Regions from separate parts of the Homo sapiens genome. Here region 1 is linked to region 2. The links are chromatin loops, found by intact Hi-C in ENCODE. Cell type or tissue: OCI-LY7. All regions are shown on one strand. Links, peaks and the distances in the headings refer to the core of each region. The heading gives the core; the rest is flanking DNA.

What was found. Hi-C counts contacts between places; a loop is a spot of excess contacts. Peaks named below come from ENCODE experiments on the same cell type or tissue, not always from the same donor. Only the 100,000 strongest peaks of a DNase experiment are listed, where the experiment ranks them.
Region 1: it touches region 2 in a loop (9-fold over the local background); 2 of 110 quality-filtered maps call a loop at or near these places.

What each region holds. Positions count from the first base shown.
Region 1 is chr22:22,401,116-22,406,485 of GRCh38, reverse strand. It overlaps LOC101929255 (a long non-coding RNA gene), which reads left to right. Exons shown (of 3, transcript XR_938052.4): 3 at 3,038-3,690. It also overlaps IGL and the pseudogene IGLV1-41. Among named protein-coding and RNA genes, the nearest start is that of ZNF280B, 100 kb to the left of the region's middle. RefSeq lists a silencer at 1,611-1,670. In OCI-LY7, for the core only: a CTCF peak has its summit at 2,575; DNase peaks (open chromatin) are centred at 1,695, 2,455 and 4,115; H3K4me3 peaks cover 936 bases; H3K27ac peaks cover 2,814 bases.
Region 2 is chr22:22,199,050-22,204,419 of GRCh38, reverse strand. It overlaps IGL, IGLV11-55 and the pseudogene LOC100419915. Among named protein-coding and RNA genes, the nearest start is that of VPREB1, 43 kb to the left of the region's middle. RefSeq lists a silencer at 2,971-3,265 and an enhancer at 3,080-3,889. In OCI-LY7, for the core only: CTCF peaks have their summits at 2,960 and 3,161 (motif pointing left); DNase peaks (open chromatin) are centred at 2,289, 3,069 and 3,619; H3K4me3 peaks cover 1,801 bases; H3K27ac peaks cover 3,698 bases.

The DNA of each region.
Region 1 (5,370 bases), core at 64-5,063, 200 kb before region 2:
AATAGGAATTCAGCCAGGGGACAGGAGAGGTTATGGAGAACAAACATCTTATATATCTCAGAGATAAGTTTTCCTCTCCCCGTTGCCATGTGGAGAGGAAAAAGTCCTGTGACACCTTTGAACAAGTCTGGGGAGCTGTTGTCTAAGTTTTCATTGTGACAATGAGCTCGAGCCTTCCTGCAGCCCCCTTGCACTTGAAGGACCCCCCAGCAGTGTGATCACTGTGCCCCACTCAGGTCCTAAGGCCAGCCTTGAGCATCTCCCCTCACCCAGGCTTCAGTACCTCCTCCCCAGACACTGGTGCTGAATCTCACCACTCACTCCCGGTGACTAGAGCTGGTCCCATGGCCTTCATACTGCCTACCTCCTTGTCCATCTTCTCTGAAGCATCTGGAGTTTTCCTCACAAACTTACCTCAGATTCTGTGTCCTCTTTGTCCAACCCTCTAATGGCTCCTCTACCCTCCCCCACACAAGCTCTCCTCTCCTCACTGTGCGATGCCACCTTATCACATCAATATTCTAACTTGATTCTCTTTTCCACAAGTCGGTGTCAGCTAGGATATTCCAGGCTTATCAATCAGCCTTTATCCATTTTGGTATCAGTGCTGGGCTCTGCTACGAGAGCATAAGTCTTAGATGTCAGAGTCTGGGAGCTTCAGTACAATCAAATTCCCATGAAAGCCCCCAGTTCTATTGGCCTGAGAGGGAGGCTCAGCCTCCCCTCAATGCCTGAGTGGGCAATAATCCTCTACGAATTCTTATCTGAGGAAAGGAACCTCTTCAGACTTTTTTTTTATCCTATTCTTACTGAAACTGAAACTCAAGAAGAAATGAGTAGATGGCTCAGGAGATCTGGTCCACCATCTGAGCCTCAGTTTATGCCACCCCTCCTCACTTTAGTAAGAGGGTCCTCACTATTTTCTGGTCCCAGACACCTCCACCACCTCCCTCCACCATCTGGGGGGACTGGCTGGCTCCACTGCCTGGTATAATGCCTGGACCTTCCCTTGCCTTCTGTGGCTGCCTCCTCTTTATTTCTGTGGAAGGAGGAAGCCAAGGGGAGGCTGGTTGAGAGGAGAGAGGGGAGCCTTGGGGAGGCTTCTGATTTCTAACTCTTTCTTCTCCTCATTGTTTCACTGAGAGGTGATGAGCAGTTTGCAAGGGGTGGGGTTGGTGCCCTCTAACCCAGTCCTGGGCACATAGAAATAAATGTTTCTACAGATTCAGAGACAGCCCTTACAGAGTTTGGAAACAATGCCTGGGATGGAGGCCCTGGGTTGAGCAAGGTCCTCAAGTAGCCCTGAGCCCTCACCTGGCCACAGCTACAGTGAGGAGAGTGATGGGAGGAGGGTGACGGAAGGAGTCCAGGTCTTCGGGAGCACCTCTGCTCCCTCAGGCCTCTAGTGAAGCTCAATGGCCCACACTTCCTCACTCCGTCCCCACACCATGGGCAGGCACAGGAAGGACTGTGAAGACACAGTTGGACCTGCCACCTCAGCCCACGATTTCAGTGCAGAGACCCTGTGTCCCAAGCTGAGGAGCAGGATATTCTGTCTCCTGGGGTCCCTGTTCCTGACTCTGAGGACAAAAGTGGTGGAGCCTCCACTCCTAGGCAAGGCCCTGGATGCCCCGAGGCCCATGGGGGAAGCTACAGCAGCAGAAGCTACAGGTCAGGTGTGAGCAGCAGCTGCAGGCACTCACCCTCCTGGCGGAGGAGGAAGAGGGTTCTTGTCTCAGTTCCCCATTGGCCTGGAGCACTGTGCAAGCTCTCAGGCTGGTATCCCATGCTAAGCAGTAATAATCGGCCTAGTCCTCAGGCCAGAGGCCAGTGATGCCCAGGGTGGCTGAGGTGCCAGACTTGGAGCCAGAGAATCGGTCAGGAATCCCTGAGGGTCGCTTATTATTTTCATAGATGAGGAGTTTGGGGGCTGTTCCTGGGAGCTGCTGGTACCAGGATACCGCATAATTCCCCATGTCGGAGCTGCTTCCAGAGCAGGAGATGGTGACCTTCTGTCCTGGGGCCGCAGACACTGAAGGCGGCTGCGTCAACACAGACTGGGCCCAGGACCGTGGAAGCAGGAGAGACACAGACACGGTGATTCTTGGTCTAGAGAGAGAAGGAGAAAGCAGGGCCTCATGGGCTTCCTGGACCCCTCCCCTGACCCTGTGTCTGGGCACCTGTGCAGTGAATGAGAAGGGTGAGGAGGAGAGGGGAGCAGGTCATGATGAAGATTGTCCCGAGTCCTGCCTTCTGTGCTCACAGCTGAAGCAGAGCTTCCCCAAGTCTCTCCCTGCCCCTCTTTATACTCTGAGAGAAGGAGGGTCCATCCATGCAAATCAGACCCTCCAGCTTTCTGATCCCACCTTGGGCCCTGGGTCAGGCTCCTCTGCCTGAGGATGTCAGAGAGTGCCAGGGGTGGGGCTATGTGGTCCCAGGGGGTGCAGAGTTGACATCTGTAAGCCCTAAGCATAGGGCACCAAGCAGGACAGGTGGCGCTGGTCCTGCTCTCATCACACCCAGTCTTCTCAGTAATGGTACGCAGGCATCCCCTGGTGTCCATTTTGGTCATGTACACCACCATTGTATAACAAGGTGACCAGAGCCTCTCAGAGACACCCCTCACTCCCCGTTGTTCTGTCCATGGCCCCCTCCATCAGGGCCAGGCCAGGCAGCCCCCTGAGTCATTTTTTTCGTGAGCTCAGGGCAGACTTCACATTCTACTGGGTTCCTCAGGGGTGAATCTGTCCATGTCTCCTTGGCTGTTCACTGTATAGGACTCAGGTGGTGACTACACAAAGTCCTCTTATGTCAGAATGAAATCGAGAGCAGTGACCAGCCCCATGGACTCATTTCCTCACCTGTGGGGGCACTGGGTCCTCTCCTCTCGTGTGGCTGCTCCCTGGTGGCCAGAGCTCTCCTTCCTCTGTGGATTCTGCAGTCCTGGGTCGATAGGGAGCTCTTCCCTCCGGGATGCCTGGGGCACATTCTCAGAGGGTTATGCTGGTAAATCTTTGTTCTGTCTCTTCTTTTCCAGACTTGCAGTCATAGTCATCGGGATCCTGTGACCAGGGATCTCACCTAGGAGTCTGTTCTCCATCACTGAATGCCAATCTGCGGGGGATCCTGGCAAATGACTTTGCAGTGTTTTGCTAAAGAGCAAAACAAGCAAATATGCTCAGTATTTGAAGATGGAAGAGTTAAAACTTCAGCTTGTTTTGACCAGAGTCTGTACTTAAGTGAGCCTGACACGTGGTAGCTTTTAGGATCAACCATTCCAACTAGGATGTTTAGGAAAGAATACTGTTCAAAATCGCTAATGAGTGTTTTGGGCATGTCTGAAAGATGATAGAAATTATTCATCTTTGATGTGTAATGAAATCTAGAATATGATACATTAAAAACAGTAAACTGAAGAAAAAAGATAATCCTATTTATTAAAATGAAACAGATTGTATATATGACTGCAAGAGTTCTGGCATGATACACCTGGGATTCAACAAATATTTTTTGGGGCAATCCCATGTGGTTGGAGAACAGCAGGATAGTTATTTACTCTGGTGAGTCTGTCACCAGGCAGTTGTAGTACCATGAGGTTTTACATGCACCATTTAAACAATGTACTAGGTCGAGCACTGTGGCTCACGCCTGTCATCCCAGCACTTTGGGAGGCTGAGGTGAGTGGATCACTTGAGGTCAGGAGTTTGAGACCATCCTGGTCAACATGATGAAACCCCATCTTAGGCCGGGTGCAGTGGCTCACGCCTGTAATCCCAGCACTTTGGGAGGCCAAGGTGGGCGGATCACGAGGTCAAGAGATCAAGACCATCCTGGGCAACATGGTGAAATCCCATCTCTATTAAAAATGTGAAAATTAGCTGGGCATGGTGGCGGGTGCCTGTAGTCCCAGCTACTCAGAAGGCTGAGGCAGGACAATTGCTTAAACCTGGGAGGCAGAGGTTGCAGTGTACCGAGATTGCGCCACTGAACTTCAGCCTGGCAACAGAGGAAGACTCGGTCTCAAAAAAAAAAAAAAAAAAAAAAAAAGAAACCCCATCTCTACTAAAAACACAAAAATTAGCCAGGCATACTGGTGCGCACCTGTGGTCCCAGGTGCGTGGGAGGCTGAGGCAGGAGAAGTGCTTGAACCTGGGAGCTGGAGACTGCAATAAGTCGAGATTGTGCTACTGCACTCCAGCCTGGGTGACAGAGCTAGACTCTATCTCAAAAACAACAAACAAGCACACAAACAAAAATCCACAATGAAGTAGTGATCTCTAATATAGACATTTAAATAAAACCAGTCAAGATAAATAACTGAAATAAAATGTATGCTGTATTTTAGGATTGCATTTCCAGGGTGTCATTATTTCAAATGTTCCTATTTATTGTAAACCATGTTACTTTAAATATTTTTATAGTTTTCGAAAAATGTTTGTTGTGTTTACATAACACACCAGGCATATTAAATTTTATTTCTTTTAAAGTAGAAACCAATTGTAACTGGGCTTGCACTTCCTATTTTCTTGTCATTGCCTCCTCTGTGATGATACATAGACATTCACAGTGAATTTTGTTTATCTTTTTCTCCCACCTTCATGAACAGAGGTTCCCCCAGGCTGAGCAGTGTCTCCCATACAGGACAAGGATGCCCATGGCCCCCTTTCTGCCAAGGGATGCTCTCCCTGGTGAACGTCCCATCAGTTCTTAGCCTGAAAGCAGAGAGAGGAATATTTCCACCACTGCTTCTCCCAGTTCATCCCCATCCTGGACTCAGTGTAATGTGGCCAGTGTGATGAAATGTAGGTTTTCTCAAATAGTTACTGAGCACCTACCTTGTGCTGGGCACAGAGCTCAATGTTGGGAAAGCCATGTTGATCTAGACAGCCTCATTCTGCCTCATGAAGCTGATCCTGATGGCAACACAGGGGTAGGAGCGGCAAAGAGGACCTCCCATTCTCCTCATTCATAATTGAAGCAAAGAGACCAGAGAGGGCCCTGCTACACTCAGGGGTCTCAGAAGGGATGACTTGGTGGGATCTCAGGAGAAGAGAAAATAAGACATTTCAGGAGAACTGAGGGAATATTGGCATGACTTGAAGATTCCTGGGGTTCAGGTGAAGATGCAGGGAAGTCCACAGAGTAGACCTAGATGGAGTAACACAGAGATAAATAACAGGATCCAGCAAAAGGGGATGCCCAGGAACAGAGGGATTGTGATCCAGAAAGAGACCCTTGCAGGGCAAGTCCTCAGAAGTCCAACAAGATGCACTTTTGATCCCCAGGTCCAAGAGCTTGTTCCCCTGGTGGGCCCAATCTGCTAGGGATCTGGAAAGGAAGGCAGGGAGGAGTCACGTGTTAGCAGGTAGA
Region 2 (5,370 bases), core at 151-5,150:
TGGCTAACACCGTGAAACCCCGTCTCTACTAAAAATACAAAAAATTAGCCGGGCGTGGTGGTGGGCACCCGTGGTCCCAGCTACTCGGGAGGCTGAGGCAGGGGAATGGCGTGAACCCAGGAGGCGGAGCTTGCAGTGAGCCGAGGTCGCGCCACTGCACTCCAGCCTGGGCAACACTGCGAAACTCCATCTCAAAAAAAAAAAAAAAAAAAAAAAGGAAAGAAAAGCTGTTAGGAACTTTACAAGTGTTATTACCCTGATTAGAGTTCATGTCATTCTCCAAGCACAAGTTCTGTATGCAATTTTCCCAGGGTGTAAGGTTTTCAGACATTTCAAGGGTAGGCATTTTATTCAGAATATGTGGCCCCAGAGTGAGCAAGTTATTCATTGCGTTGCCTTTTGCTTTTGAGTCTGTTTGCACCAGTTGTCGTACTTGGTTAGGATAGGAGTGATCAAATACTGCATCCTAGTGCCCGTTACTGAGCCAACTGAGCCAAATACTAGGCTTTAGGCAATCCTCTGGGCCCAAATAATGAATCATGGTAGATAGACACTGTGGGCCTCTCCAGCCTCCCTCTAGTAGTTCAGTGCTATTCACATTCAGCATCTACCCTATGTACACAGGGTACCCAGCCACGCCCCGTTTTGGGCAGCCGCGATAATAAGCTTCCCCGTGTCACCCTCACCCAGGGAGCTAAAGTGGTGGAGACGATCGGGATGGGGCGCACCCTCCGCTCCGCAGCTCCTGGTGCAGGCTCGGGTCTAGCACTGGGTCTTGCTGACAGCACCGTAGAGGCCGTTGCCATGGGGAATGATGTGGAATCGGTGCTGATTCTTCTGCGTAAGCCCATGTCCTGCTTCTCGCCTGGGCCAGGTGCAAGGCTAGCTTCTCCTGTGATCCGACCTGGAGAGAACCACCTTGCTGGCGCCGCTCTGGGCAGCCTCGCTGCTGCTGGTCTGGTCGGGGAACCTCAGCCTCTGGGTGGGGCCTTAGTGCAGCGTCTTCACCTGCATCTTCGCCGTGTCTTCTCTCTCTCCCAGCCCCGCAGGCTCATCTCCGCCATGTGCTCTTCTCCTGGTGGACCCTGGCGAGGATCCGGGCTCCCCGGGGGTGATGCAGCCTCCATCCTGGGTGGCGGCCTGGGTTTGGCGCTGCTTGCTCAGGGGGAAGTTTCTATCAGGCCCCTCCCGAGCTGCCGCTAAGCCGCGGGCTCCATGCAGGGTAGTCGGGCGCAGCAGCTCCTCCAGGAGCCAGGTGGAGGAGCCCTGCCAAGGCAGGCGGGACTGGGCCATGCACCAGGAGCCTTGCAGCTCCCAGACCCATGCAGAGATCCACATGGATCATCTCTGTCAAGTTAAAGAGATAAAACAAAACTAAACTAACAAAACCAAAAAAAAAAAAAAAAAAAAAAGAGGTCGGGCACGGTGGTTCACGCCTGTAATCCCAGCACTTTGGGAGGCCGAGGACGGCGGATCCCGAAGTCAGGAGTTCCAGACCAGCCTGACCAACATGGTGAAACCCCGTCTCTACTAAAAAATACAAAAAATTTAGCCAGGCATGGTGGCGCACGCCTGTATCCCAGCTACTCAGGAGGCTGAGGCAGGAGAATCGTTTGAACCAGGGAGGCTTAGGTTGCAGTGAGCCCAGCTCACTGCACTGCACTCCAGCCTCGCTGACAGCAAGACTCTGCCTCAAAAAAAAAAAGGAAAGAAAAGCAATCTTAAAAATAAAACAATAACAAACAGTGAGAGTCATCCTGCAGAGCTGCCAGGGCTGTTCACCTATTCAACCCATGGTAACCATTTATTCTAGAGGCAGGGCAGAATTGCTGGCTACTGGTGGGAAGACGGTAATGTCTGCTGACATTTTATTTCATATATTATACATATACATGATACATAATTTTATATATACATGATACATAATTTTATACAACTCTTGTATATAGTGGTATTATGTATTATGCCATCTGGATGTATTTCAGCTGTTTCACAACTCTTTTACTAGTGGAAATTGGTTAGTAATGTTAGTATTTCTTAGTATTGGTATAAGTTTTTGTGTTTTGATTTTAGCTGCTTAGAGTCACTATGGGCATTATGTGAAAAAAATGGGAGAGAGTTATAATGTGCCACCATTTTTAACAACAATCCAGTATTTAATGTGATTTTATTAACCACTGAAGTTCTTAACCAGTTCAGTAAAAATGACAAGCTTAAAACCTTGGTTTTTGTCCGACTTCCTCATCTGTCTCACTGTGATTAGCACTACTTTCGTACACCTGGCAGTAATAATCGGCCTCGTCCTCAGGCTGGAGCCCAGAGATGAGCAAAAACGCTGTGTTACTTGAGGTCTCCTTGGAGCCAGAGACTCGACTGGGGACCCCAGGTCCCAGCTGCTTGTCTGAGTCTGAGTAGTGATACAGGAATAACCTGGGAGAGCTCCCTAGCTTCTGCTGGTACCAGAACATGTTTTTACCACCAACACTGAGGTCACTGCTCAGGGTGCAGGGGAGTCTGGCTGTTGCTCCCGGGGATGCAGACAGGGAGGGCGGCTGAGTCAGCACGGGCCGGGAGAGGGAACCTGCAGACACAGACACAGCACAGTGAGGAGCAGGGTCAGGGCGCAGCTGCTGAGGGATCTGAGCCATGAGGGACAGATCAGGCTGGGGACCACCCTGGGCTCTGAGCCCTGTCCCTACCTGTGCAGTGAGAGAGGAGCAGGAGGAGGAGAGGAGTCAGGGCCATAGTGGACACAGCTGCCTCTGAGGCCACAGACCTAGGGGTGGGCTGCCCCAGGCCTCTCTTATCCCAGCGTCACTGGGCTCACAGAGGAGGGGCTGACCATGCAAATGTGTTTCCCCATTGCCTCTCCCGCAGGTGCACTCGCAGGGACCAGACCCTTGGACAGGGAGGCTGGCATGAAGCAAGAGTTTGCCCCACGGGTGGGACCAGAGAAAGCAGCAGCTGCTGGGACCACACACAGGGTCATGTGTAGAGGACTCTGCCAGGCACAGATGAGACAAGGCTGCAGAGTCCCAGGAGGAAGTGAAGGAGCAGCCCTGGGCCTCTGTCAGTTGAGGGCTCCCCAGCTGTGAGCACCTGTCCTGCAGAAATACACAGAGAAGTTCTCACCGCGCCCCCTGCTGGTCTGCAGGCAAATTTCTCCTTTTGCAATGATCCAGAATCTTCCCTCTGCTTTGTTTCTGTAACTCTTGTCTTTCAAACATGCAGGAAGAATTCCTACAGGGATCAGTGGAGCTGTGGTCTTGGTGCCACCCCTGACCCCGGGCCTCCCTCTGTGGGGCAGGGGCCAGCAGGGGTGGACTGCATGTAATCTTGGTCCAGGAAAGCATGTGACCTGCCCTGGAGCTGAGGACACAATGCCAGGGTGGAGCACCAAGACGATCTCTTCACCAGGAGGCTCTTACTCAGGATGCTGCTGTGACTAGGAGTTCACCAAGGGGAAACACACCATGCAAGATCTCAGGCCCTTCCTGAGGAAGGTGCTGGGAGGAGACACTGAGGCAGACACTGAGGTGGGGGCTGCAGGAGCATATGGAGGGTGGAGGGGGCTATGGGCCCAGGTGTGCAGCAGGGAGGATGCACAGGGCCCTCAGGCTGATTCTCCTCCATCTGCTGGCTAGAGGGCTTGACCGCGGCTGTGCCTGTCATCAGCTCTCCTATTAGAGACTCAGCTCTGGGGAAGTTCCAGGACAAGTTCTAGAACCTGAGACAGGAGATTGGGCAGGGGACATTCCTGGGAGGCTGGAGAAACAGGATGGCAGAGAAATTAGGGAAGGGGAGGAGTGGCAGGTGTCTCTGAGGTAGGACACATGGACAGGGATCACTGAACCCCAGGCTGTCAGAGAGCAGGAGATGGCCCAGAGTGTGTGGTGGGTAGAGGCCGACTCTGAGGGAAGCCTTGATGCCATCACTGCCACAGGCGGGGCGGGTGGAAGGGCAGGGCTGAAAGCTATGGTAGGCTTGGTGTACATCTGTCCCACTGTGACCATGGCATGACAGTGTAGAAACAAGTTAGCTCAATTCAGAGGCAATAACAGCTGCAGGGACTCATTTTCCTCCTGGGTAAAGAAAAATGCAGGTCTTAAAATAACCATGTGACAGGAGACTCAGGTTGCGTTGTTATTCATTCATTCATTCATTCATTCATTTATTGACCCATTTCCCATTTAGAAAAAAAAAAGTGCAGCTCGTTGCCAGCACTCATTTCTTGGGCAAATGGGAAATGGGTTCAACACATATTTAAGGAAGGGCTGGCATGGATCAGACACTGGAGATGCAACAGGGCCAGGGACAGGACCCAGATCATGGAGCAGGAGATACTGGGAAGAAGAAGAGGATAAAGATGGCTCCAGAGGACATCCCCAGTCTGAGGATTTCATGGTGTTCCCCAGAGGAGTCGATGGCTAAGAGCCAAGGTCTTCCACAGACCCTCTCTCCACAGCATGCAGCTCAGGGTATATAAGGGTCTCAGTGGCTGCAGGGCCTGTTGGGGGAAAGCCCTGAGACACCTAAGCTTTGACTTCACATGGGGCTCAGGTAGATGAGCCAGGGAAGGAAGGCACTACCCCTGTCCTGAGGGGGAATGCAGCAGCAGTGCTGGTGGCGGCTATGGAAGTGTCCCACTCAGATGCCTCTTTGGGAGAACCTGCAGGAGGACCACAAGTGACTAACATGTCCCCTGCCCCTGGGCTGGCTCCAGGCAATGAGGACCCCAGGGTCCCTCCAGCCAGGTCTTCCTGCAGGAAGCAGGGCACTTCTAATGGGCACCCCTGGGAAAGAACCCACTCAGTCGGCTGAGGCTTTGTCTGACGTCTGACCTGCCTGTGGGCTGGGGCAGTTCCTACTAATCCCCCTTCCTTCTCTCCTTTCGTGGGGGTCAGAGCCGTGGCCTGAAGCCCACCCACCCCCCATGCCAAGTCCTTCCCGGTTTCTCTTTCACCAGTGTTTCTACCCTCCAAAAAAGACATTACTTTTTTTCTTTAATTATTATAGAATCTACTTATCAAAGGGGCCAAACTAAAAAAAAAAAAGACTTCTATTTTAGAGAGAACATCCCATCCATGGCACTGTGAGAGGCACTACTGTGCCATGAGTAGCCTCATCCTCAAGCTTGAGACCAAAGATATGGAAAACCTCAGCACTGGCGACGGCACCCACTCACACGGAGAAGAGGCTGGGGACCCTGAGCCCTGGTTCTGCTTGAATCTCAGTAGAATCTCAGTAGATACCAGGGAGGGAAGGCTCCCTGCCCTGTCATGTTTCCAGTAAATGTCATAGCAAACAACATTGATGTTACTGCTCAGGGTGCAGGTGAGTCTGAATGATGATCCCAGAGATGCACAGAAG